Regions from separate parts of the Mus musculus genome. Here region 1 is linked to region 2. Evidence: chromatin loops called from intact Hi-C (ENCODE). Cell type or tissue: heart. All regions are shown on one strand.

Region 1 (5,000 bases), 79 kb before region 2:
TGGTATCAGTTATCATAGTGTGCTTGTCCACAGTGTGCCTGTTCTGTGCCAACCACATGCCCAGCGCTGAGTGCATGGTGTAAAGCAAACAAAGTCTCTGCTTCCACTGAGATCTCAAGATGGCTTTAAACACACACACACACACACACACACACACACACAAAACACACACACACACAGGGCTGGAGAAACGGCTCAGTGGTTAAGAGCACCATCTGCTCTTCTAGGAGACTCAGGTTCAATTCCCACTACCCAAAGAGTGGCTCTCAACCATCTTTAACCAGGGTATCTGATACCTTCTGGCCTCCGCAGGCAGGGCATATAATGGTACACAGACATATATGCAAGAAAAATACTCAGGTACATGAATAAATTATTAAAATACAATAAAAAATGATGACAAAAAGGGGCTGGGCATGGTAGAACACACCTTTAGTCCCAGTCCTCAGGGGGCAGAGACAGGGGGATCTCTTTAAGTTGGAGGCCAGCCTGGTCTACAGAGTGAGTTCCAGGCCAGTCAGAGCTATATAGTGAGACCCTGCCTAGAAACCACAAAGGAAAAACATAAGGAAAAGGGAGCTGGCGAGACACTTGCAACTGAAGTGCTTGCTGCATAAATCTAAAACGTGAGTGTTGTCCTCAGATCACATGTAAAGGTGGGAAGGAGAAAACAGACTCCACAAAGCCGTCCCCTGACCTCCACACACATGCCATGGTGCACGTGGAAAAAAAAAACAATAACAAAGTAAAGTGTAAAAATAAAAATATGTGCTTATGGTGGTTGGTGGTGGCACACACCTTAATCCCAGCATTCAGGAGGTAAAGGCAGGCAGATCTCTGTGAGTTCAGGGCCAGCCTGGTCTATAGACTGAGTTCCAGGATAGCCACAGATACAAAGAAAAACCCTGTCTCCAAATAAATAAATAAATAAATATATAAATAAAGTGCACTTGTCCACTGGCAATCTCATTTATCTGGTAGCTTCACTAACGTTATTAATCCTAAAGAGCTAAGCTTGAGACCCAAGACCGTGGAACTGATATCAAAGAGCCACTAAAGTTCTTTCTTTCTTCTGGGGCAGGGAGTGGAACCCAGGGTCTCTTACATGCTAGCAGCAACTCTACTGCTCAGCCTCACTTCAGCCCTTAGTTACATTGTTACTTACTGAACCATTGATGCAATGTATTCGTCAAGGTAACAGCTGTTGAACTTGACCAGGTTGACAAGTACCAGAAGGAATTCTGAGGACAAGCCAACATCCATCCACTGCAGGACAAACTCTGCTGTAGGAGAAAAGATGAGGCTATATCCTCCTCCTCCTCCAGGAAGATCGGTCTGCATCCTATCACTGCAACATACTGGACCCAAGGAGGCTCAGCAGGAATCTGAGCAAGCCCTGCACAGACACTTGCTCTGCCTGGGTGTTGGAACTGAGCAGATAAAAGAGGCATACGTTCCATTCAAGGACTGGCTCCATTACAGGGCACACAAACATTAAAATTCTTGCTCAGGAAGCAGGTTCTTAGGAGATCCCCAACCCCATAAAAAATCTCTAGAAGATATAAAGAATACATAGATACAGGCAAGGCTGCAGGCCATACAGCCTCAGAGAATCTGATGGCAAACTGTAACAGCACCTGTCCCAGAGGCAGATCAGCAGTCGAGGACCATTGCTGGGCATCAGAATAGCAGAGCCCCAAGCTGACTTACTCCCCAGTCTTTCTTTTTTTCTCACCAAAGGGAAAGGAAGTCTTAAACGTACTAAAACCTCTTACTGTCACATGACAGGAGGCAAGCAGAAACCAGGCTGGGATGTCAAGCCACACTGACAAAGAGTAACAACACAGGTCCACTGGTGACAGGGAAGAAGACGGACCCAGGCACGCAGATTCGGCACCCTCTCCAAAGATAAACGCACCACTCATTTCAAAGGCACCTTCTGGGCCCTGCCAGCCAAAGACTTCAAGCAGCAGGTCTGCAGTGAATCCCAGAAGGGCACTGATAAGCTCCCAAGGCAAATGGTAAATGGCCCTGTGCCCCCTGCAGGCCACCCCGTGAACTGCAGCACCTTTTCTCATCTCAGGCATCTCTCATCCTCTCTCTGTGTGACACCTACCCAGTTCTTCTTCCAAATAGGTAATGTGCCTCCCATTGTCTGTGAGGGCCTTAAAAACTTCTAGCCTTTCATGGAGGTCTTCATTGGAGGGGTAGTCCTTGATCACTTTGAAGAAGAGGGCTCTGAGAACTCCCAAACGATCACCCTAAAGACAAAAACAATAGAGCCTTTCCAGCATTTCCCATGCAGCTTTCGAAAAGCCAAGAAGTACATAAGGACCCAAGACTCCAGACATGCCTGTTCTAGAAGTACCTTATGGAAGGCAGGTTAGCAATATCACAGGTTCAGACAGTGGCCAGAGGCACCAGCCAATAGCTGAATGTCATGTATATACCACCTAATGCATTAAGCTTGGACATGGTTAGGGACAGGCACACAGTGTGACAGTAAAGCTCTTGCTCTGGCCCAACTCAAGAGTCAGGCTAGACTAGTGTGCCCACATATTGGGAGGACAAAGATCTAGCCCCAGAAGAGGTGCCACAGCCCTTAGGAGAGATACCACAGCTCTTGGAGAGGCTAGACTATCAAGGAAGAGAATGGCCTAGAGGAAGACCCTTCCGGGAATGCACAGAGGACCATGAGGGTTAAAGGGCCAGTTGAGACCTAAATGGCTAGAGAAGGGCAGGGAGTGGCCACAACTGGTCAGTAACAGCGAACTAACAACCACCATAACCTAATATCCTGCACAAACTACTTGTACCACCCCCAGTAGCTATAGCTGTCATTCTCTACTCCCACATAAGACGGAGGCTCAGGAGCTACAGTGACTGGGCACGGTCGATCACCAGACACGTGACACCAGAATGTTCTCACACTCAGTCAGGCCTGTTAATCGCTGGACCCTGCCCTGGCACACCAGCAAAGGCAGGAGCTCAAACGGTGACGGTCTGCCTTCATCCCACAGGCTCACACAGCTCCACCCCTTACCTGTCCCTGTACAATGGCCTTCAATAAGGTGAGAACTGCATGCCGGGCCTCTGGTGGCCGCTCTGGCTGTAGCAAGTCTGAGACAGCCTTCCAAAGTGCCTCCACTGCATGCTGCCATGACAAAAAGGGGACAGTGAGAAGGGTGTAGCCTCCAGGGACCTTAGCCCCGCAAAGGACAACACAGAGCACGGAATAGGGCCTTCTGACTTAAAACCGTGACATTTTTGCCGCCACATCTGACACCCAGCCAAGTCTGTTTAATGGGCCCTGGATCTCGGCGTGGAAAAGACCAGGGAGGACAGGGAAGCCGCCTGCCAGGGAGTCCCTGGTAGCTCTCGCTGCACTCAGAGGCACCATGGTGCTTAGAACAAGCAGCACAGATGGAACCCTAAACAGGCATCTGCCCCAGACACCCACTCCAAGGTGTTCCTGTGTGAGTGAGCCCCGACTAAATGTTCCAGATCTGCTCGCTCGGAAGCCAGGTGGCAGCGACAGCGCACGCCTCTAATCCCAGCACTGGAAACACAGGCACGGGATTCTGAATCTAAGGCCAGCCTGGTCTACATGGTAAGTCCCTGTCTCAACCACCACCACGACAAAGAGGATAAGCAGACGTACATAGCCATAAGCTTTTCCAGGAATTCAGGGAAAGCTCATTTCTTTTGCTACCACCAAGGTAAGTCTCTCAGGTTGCACTTAGGGCATTTCTAGAAGCTTCCACATCATTAAGATGAAAGCTAAATTTCTCTAAAATGGTAAAAACTGCCTCATCACAAAGCTAGCTTTCTGGGCTATGCCTATAGTCCTGATCTACACTGAAGAGGCTGAGGAAGGAAGACCACATCAAGTTCACAGCGTATCAGCCTGAACCACACAGTCAATACCAGGCCAGTCAGGGCTACACAGCACATCTCAAAAACAAGAAAAGACAGCTCAAGGCAGCAGCCGCAGACTGGAGATTCTCTAGAGCCTGCAGTGGGCATGACTCTCTACAGCCTGCAGTGGGCATGCACTACTCCAGCAGTGCAGCTGAGGCAAACCCACCTCCTCAAGCTTCTTAGTTTTTGCCACATCACAGATCTGCCCTATCATTCGGATGCGATTGTTGAGGCCGCATTCACCACTCAGTTCCTAGAGAAGAGAAAAGAGGAAAAGGGCTGAGCTTTTAAAAAGAGGTCTTCTTACCCACTGGCCATAAACCACCTAACGTTGTTCTGCATTTCCCCTGTAAACCAATGGGGTTTCTTTCCTCTCTCTGTTTTTTTTTCTCTCTCTCTCTCCCTCCCTCGCTCCATCCCTTCCTCTGTCTCTCCAGCGTTTCTCTGTGTATCTCTGGCTGTACTGAACTTCCCCAGTGCTGGGCAGGATTAGCAGCATACACCAACCACCACCATCACCCAGCATTTTGTTTTGTTGTGTTTGGTTTGGTTTTTTAAGGCTGGATCTCGAGGCTGGTGAGATAGCTCAGTGGTTAAGAGCACTGACTGCTCTTCCAGAGGTCCTGAGTTCAATTCCCAGTAACCACATGGTGGCTCACAACCATCTGTGATGGGATCTGATGCCCTCTTCTGGTGTGTCATCTACAGTGTGTGTGTGTGTGTGTGTGTGTGTGTGTGTGTGTGTGTGTGTGTGTGTGTATGTTAAATAAATAAATCTTTTTTTAAAAGTTCCTAAAAAGAAAGGGTGGATCTCCAATTTAAAAAAGGAAACGAACATCTTTGAGGAGAGGAGGACCCAGTCTCACTACTGTAGCTCAGGTGGGTTACAATTATGTTGCCTCCAACTTCATAATCCTATCTCCTCTGCCTCTCACGTGCTGAGAGAGTACAGGGCATCTATCTACCATAACACTAAACAAAATAAGTTTTCATACAACACCTAACTTCTAAGGCAAGTGTGCTAAAGCAGGACACCAAGATCCTGAGGACAGGCATATATCTGTCTCCACAGTACTGGG
Region 2 (5,000 bases):
ATGAGACAAATGCTTGCCCTTGCTGAGCGCCCAGGCAGCAGCAGGAACCCGGGGGTGAAAACCAAGCATCTCCGTGGGAGGATGTTTCACATTATGGAGAGGCTGAGATGCATGCCCCAGTGGCTCTCATGGGGTCATCAGACAGGTTGAAGAGATGGGCCTGACTCAAGGTGAAGGAAGCCCAACAGCCCAGGCTTCAGCACTGAGGTCTTTTGGGGGCTCTCTACTAGTTGTGGGAGGCCAGGAATAGTAACATACTCTCAAAGTCTTGACCAGTAGGCCCAGCATGCCACCCCACTCCTCCAGCCTCAGTGTCATTTGGTTTCTCCCGACTAACAGTGACTTCTGGGATCTGACTAAAGCTGCCCTCTTTTCCACTCCCTCTACTGCTTTGGTCCAAGCCGATGAAATTTTCTGGGAGGTAATGGCGGTGGCCATTGCAGTCTCCTCAGTGAGTTTCTTACCAGCGCTTTCATCTCTGTTGTCTAATGACTTCTAAAACAACTGAGGGGTGTCTCTGCAGTGCCTAAACTTCCCCTTCTTTCACACCTCACATGCTTTTGTGACATTACCCTGCCTGGCCCAGAAGGACTTTTGCCTGCCTTCCTTTCTTTCTTTTCTTTTCTTTTTTGTTTGTTTGCTTTTTGAGACAGGGTTTCTCTGTGTAGCCCTGGCTGTCCTGGAACTCACTTTGTAGACCATGCTGGCCTCGAACTCAGAAATCCGCCTGCCTCTGCCTCCCGAGTGCTGGGATTTAAGGCGTGAGCCACCATGCCCAGCTTTGCCTATCTTTCTTAATAGTCAACACCACAGCGTCACTGCTCCTGGCCCAGGCACTATAACAGGTCATTTGCTTCTGCCCTCTATTTGGGCTGGGCTGGGCTTTCCAAATTCAAATGCTCTGCCCTCCAACCTCCTAAGTCCAGTCCGTGGAAGTCTGCCCATCAAAATAAAAGCAGCGTCGGAGACTCTGCAACCAGTTAACCCATCAACAGAGATGCTGTCAGCACCGAGGCTTTTCTTTGCAAGAGCTCCCTTGCCATAATCCATTCCACTCAGTGACAGATGGAAATTAGTTATCTGAAAACTGCACACTATGAATAAAGGCAGAGCCTCTTCCTATCTTAGCACTAAACAGCAGCTGTTCACAGGGGAACTGACTGAGCTCAGGACTCAGAGCCCCCGCTATCACAATGAACACCCCTCCTAAACTCCTGGCTCCCTTTTCCGGTTCCTCCCCATTTCCCTTCGGGTCCGCGCCTCCTCCGAGGACTTACTTGGCTTTGAAGCGGCACAATCCCGCCGCAGTCTCGGCCATGTCCCAGGGCAGCGCCTCCAAGTTCAGCAGCCTTTCTCCCCGCGTGAACCGGCCAGTGTGCTACTCTGTACTTCAAGGCACGCGGTGATGACGTCAGGAGCCGCAACTCCTTGACGCCATCAACATGCGCGCCGGGAGACCGGCTGCTGCCACTGGGAGTGGGAGCCGAAGGCATATCCAGTGTGGATGCTGGCAGCTGGCAGTAGAACGTCTTATTTACTGTTTTCATTTGGGTCTGTTTTCCTTTCCTTTCCTTTTTCCTTTCCTTTCCTTAACTGTCCTGTCCTTTTTTTTTTTTTCTTTTGGTTTTGTTAGACAAGATGTCTTTTACAACAACGGATTGGTGTCTCGGCGGTGCTTAAAGCTTCCCCTATCGCCGGGCGTGGTGGCGCACGCCTTTAATCTCAGCACTGGGGAGATCGAGGCCAGCCTGGTCTACAAAGTGAGCTCCAGGACAGCCAGGGCTATACAGAGAAACCCTGTCTCGAAAAACAAAAACAAAACAAAACAAAACAAAACAAAAAAAGCTTCCCCTATCACATGCTTCTGTAGATCTTGTCCAGGACTTTCGCCTCTGTGCCCCGCCCCCAACCCGATGTGTGTTTGTGTGTGTGTAACTGTCTGTCTGTCTCGCTCTCCTTTCCTCCTTCCCTCCCTCTCCCCCCACTCCCTTTTGTGTTTTTCGAGATACAGATTCTCTGAAGCACTGGTTGTCCTAGAACTCGTTCTATTGAAGATCTGCTTACTTCTACTTCGCGACTGCTGGATTTAAAGGCGTGTCCTTCCGGCTTGTTTTCTTTTCATTAAAAATTAATTTGTAGCCGGGCGTGGTGGCACACGCCTTTAATCCCAGCACTCGGGAGGCAGAGGGAGGCGGATTTCTGAATTCGAGGCCAGCCTGGTCTACAAAGTGAGTTCCAGGACAGCCAGGGCTATACAGAGAAACCCTGTCTCGAAAAACCAAAAAAATAAAAATAATAAATAATAAATAAAAAATAATAATAATTTGCAGGGCTGGAGAGATAGCTCAGTGGTTAAGAGCATTGGCTGCTCTTCCCGAGGTCCTGAGTTCAATTCCCAGCAACCACATGGTGACTGACAGCTGTTTATAATGTGATCTAATGTCCCTTTCTGGCATGCAGATGTATATGTAGATAGAGCACTTTATAAATAAATTTTAAAATTAACTTGCAGGCTGGAGAGGGCTCAGTGGTGAAGAGTGCTGACTGCTTCTCCAGAGATCCTGAGTTCAATTTCCAGGAAACACATGGTAACTCACAAACATACATAATGAGATCTAGTGCCCTCTTCTGTCCTGCAGTCGTACATGCAGGCAGAACACTGGTTACATAAATAAATCTTAAAAAGAAAATTAATTTACACTCAGTAAGCTGAGGTAGGTGGATCTCTGAATTCAGGGTCGGCCTTGTCTATAGCATAAGTTTCAGCACAGCCAAGGCTACACAGAAAAACCCTGTTTCGGGAAAAAAAATGATTAAGGAAGAGTCTGATTATGTATTCAGTTAGTTTTAGGCTGGTCTGGAATTGTGTGATAATCTAGACTGGCTTCAGGCTCAAGCTCTTTCTGTTTCAGCCTCTCTGATACCCTCAAGTTATCATTTAGTGTGTGTGTGTGTGTGTGTGTGTGTGTGTGTGTGTGTGTGTGTGTGTGCGCGCACGCGCGCGCGCCACACATCTGCCCACTCCACATAGTATATGTATAGACAGAGGACCTGGAAATAACTTCTTTCTTCCACTGTGTAGATCCCAGGGATTAAACTCAGATTATCAGGCTTGGCAGCAGTTACTCAGTGAGACATCTCAGACATCTCTCTAGGCCAGTTTGTGTGTGTGTGTATGTGTGTGTGTGTTTCTGAAAACAAGCAACATGGTCTTTTTTTTTTTTTTTTTTGGTTTTTCGAGACAGGGTTTCTGTGTGTGGCCCTGGAACTCACTCTGTAGACCAGACTGGCCTCGAACTCAGAAATTCGCCTGCCTCTGCCTCCCAAATGCCCGGCGCGCAACATGGTCTTTATTGGCCTGGTTGACTTGAAACAATCTAGCCCAGGCTGGCTTTGAACTCACAGAGATTCCCCCTGCCTCTGAATCATGAGTGCTGGAATTAAAGGCATGTGCTATTACCACCCTCCTTCCAGGCCTTTTTATCTTAACATGGATTTTTAAAGTGCTTTTGGCCTAGGCATGGTTGGAGATACCTTTAATCCCAGTACTCAGGAGGCAGAGGCAAACAGATCTCTGAATTCAAGACTGGCTTGGTCTACTTAATGAATATCAAGTCACCCAAGACTCTGTAGTGAAAACCTGTCTCAAATAAACCATTTTCTTTTATTAAATGCTTCTGGAAATGTTTACATTTGCCCCTTAGCAGGTATGGTCAATATGTAACAGTCCTGAAAGATGTAACCATCTAGGGGTCTTGATTAGACTCATTTTCTCTGCCAATAAAAGAATTAAAAGGCAGGGGAAAGAAACTCAAGTGTAACAGGTGGCAGCAGAGAACTCTCAAAGATGGCAAGCAGGACAAACAGAGTGAGCAGGCGAAGAAAGTTGGTTTTTATGGGTAGGAAATCATACACATAGCAGGCATAAAGACCCTCCATGATGCAGAAGAGGCACTGAGACAAGGCCCAGCTTCTCCTTGAGAGCCTGGAGTTTTGAAAGTTTCTGGTGTCTTCCTCCTGCTAATTTAGTGCTGGTTACTTTGAGGAAAAACAGGATGGCTGATTGGCTCACCACTACCACTGTGGTGTAAACATATGCTGACCCACCTTTGAACTTGGTGAGCCAGTCCATTCTCAGGGCCCCTACTGGCAAGAGAGACAGTGCACAGGTGAAACCTGGAGGTAGTGGCACAGTTAGATATGAAGAAAAGGCCAGGCAGTGGTGGCTCACGCCTTTAATCCCAGCACTTGGGAAGCAGAGGCAGGTGGATTTCTGAGTTTGAGGCCATCCTGGTCTACAAAGTGAGTTCCAGGACAGCCAGGCTACACAGAGAAATCCTGTCTCAAAAACAAACAAACAAACAAAAAAACCAAACCCACCTCCCCCCCAAAAAAATGAAAAAGAAAAAAAAAAAAAGAAAGAAATGAAAAAATATTCAAAAGGAAAATTTAAAAAGTGAAGTTGAGCTGCGTGCGCAGTGGTGGTGTCTCCTTTTTTCCCCAGCACTCTGAAGGCTGAGGCAGGTGGATCTCTGAGTTCAAGGCCAGCCTGTTTTACAGAGTGAGTTCCAGGGCAGCCAGGGATACACAGAGAGATGCTGTCTTAGAAAAAAACCAAAAGGTTCACAAGGCCTTCATTTAAAACTGCCTGGGATTTGTCGTAGGTTAAGAGAAGGAGGAAGCCATCTTGGAAGTTCCCTGTCCTTTTCACGGCTATTCTTGGTTGTTAACTACCTCTGGATTAACTTTGGTTAATAACAAAAACACCCAAAAGTGGCCAGGTACACCTATTCAGGAGTGTGGGAATACCCACTTTTAAAGATTTATTATTTTTTATTTATATGAGTACACTGCAGCTGTCAGACACACCAGAAGAGGGCAGCAGATCCCATAACAGATGGTCGTGAGCCATCATGTGGTTGCTGGGATTTGAACTCAGGACCTCTGGAAGAGCAGTCAGTGCTTATAACCTCTGAGCCATCTCTCCAGCCCAATGCCCA

What was found. A loop is a pair of places that touch in the nucleus more often than their neighbours do. Peaks named below come from ENCODE experiments on the same cell type or tissue, not always from the same donor. Only the 100,000 strongest peaks of a DNase experiment are listed, where the experiment ranks them.
Region 1: it touches region 2 in a loop (2.0-fold over the local background); 1 of 42 quality-filtered maps calls a loop at or near these places.

The regions. Positions count from the first base shown.
Region 1 is chr17:24,626,826-24,631,825 of GRCm38, forward strand. Tsc2 (TSC complex subunit 2) reads right to left here. Exons shown (of 42, transcript NM_001286713.1): 3 at 4,088-4,174; 4 at 3,044-3,154; 5 at 2,117-2,261; 6 at 1,166-1,283. Among named protein-coding and RNA genes, the nearest start is that of Tsc2, 3.3 kb to the right of the region's middle. In heart, a CTCF peak has its summit at 2,047 (motif pointing left); DNase peaks (open chromatin) are centred at 1,986 and 3,027; H3K4me3 peaks cover 154 bases.
Region 2 is chr17:24,706,247-24,711,246 of GRCm38, forward strand. Tbl3 (transducin (beta)-like 3) reads right to left here and starts at 1,407. Exons shown (of 22, transcript NM_145396.4): 1 at 1,278-1,407. The coding sequence starts at 1,318. In heart, CTCF peaks have their summits at 2,638 (motif pointing left) and 4,872 (motif pointing right); a DNase peak (open chromatin) is centred at 1,415; H3K4me3 peaks cover 2,118 bases; H3K27ac peaks cover 1,396 bases.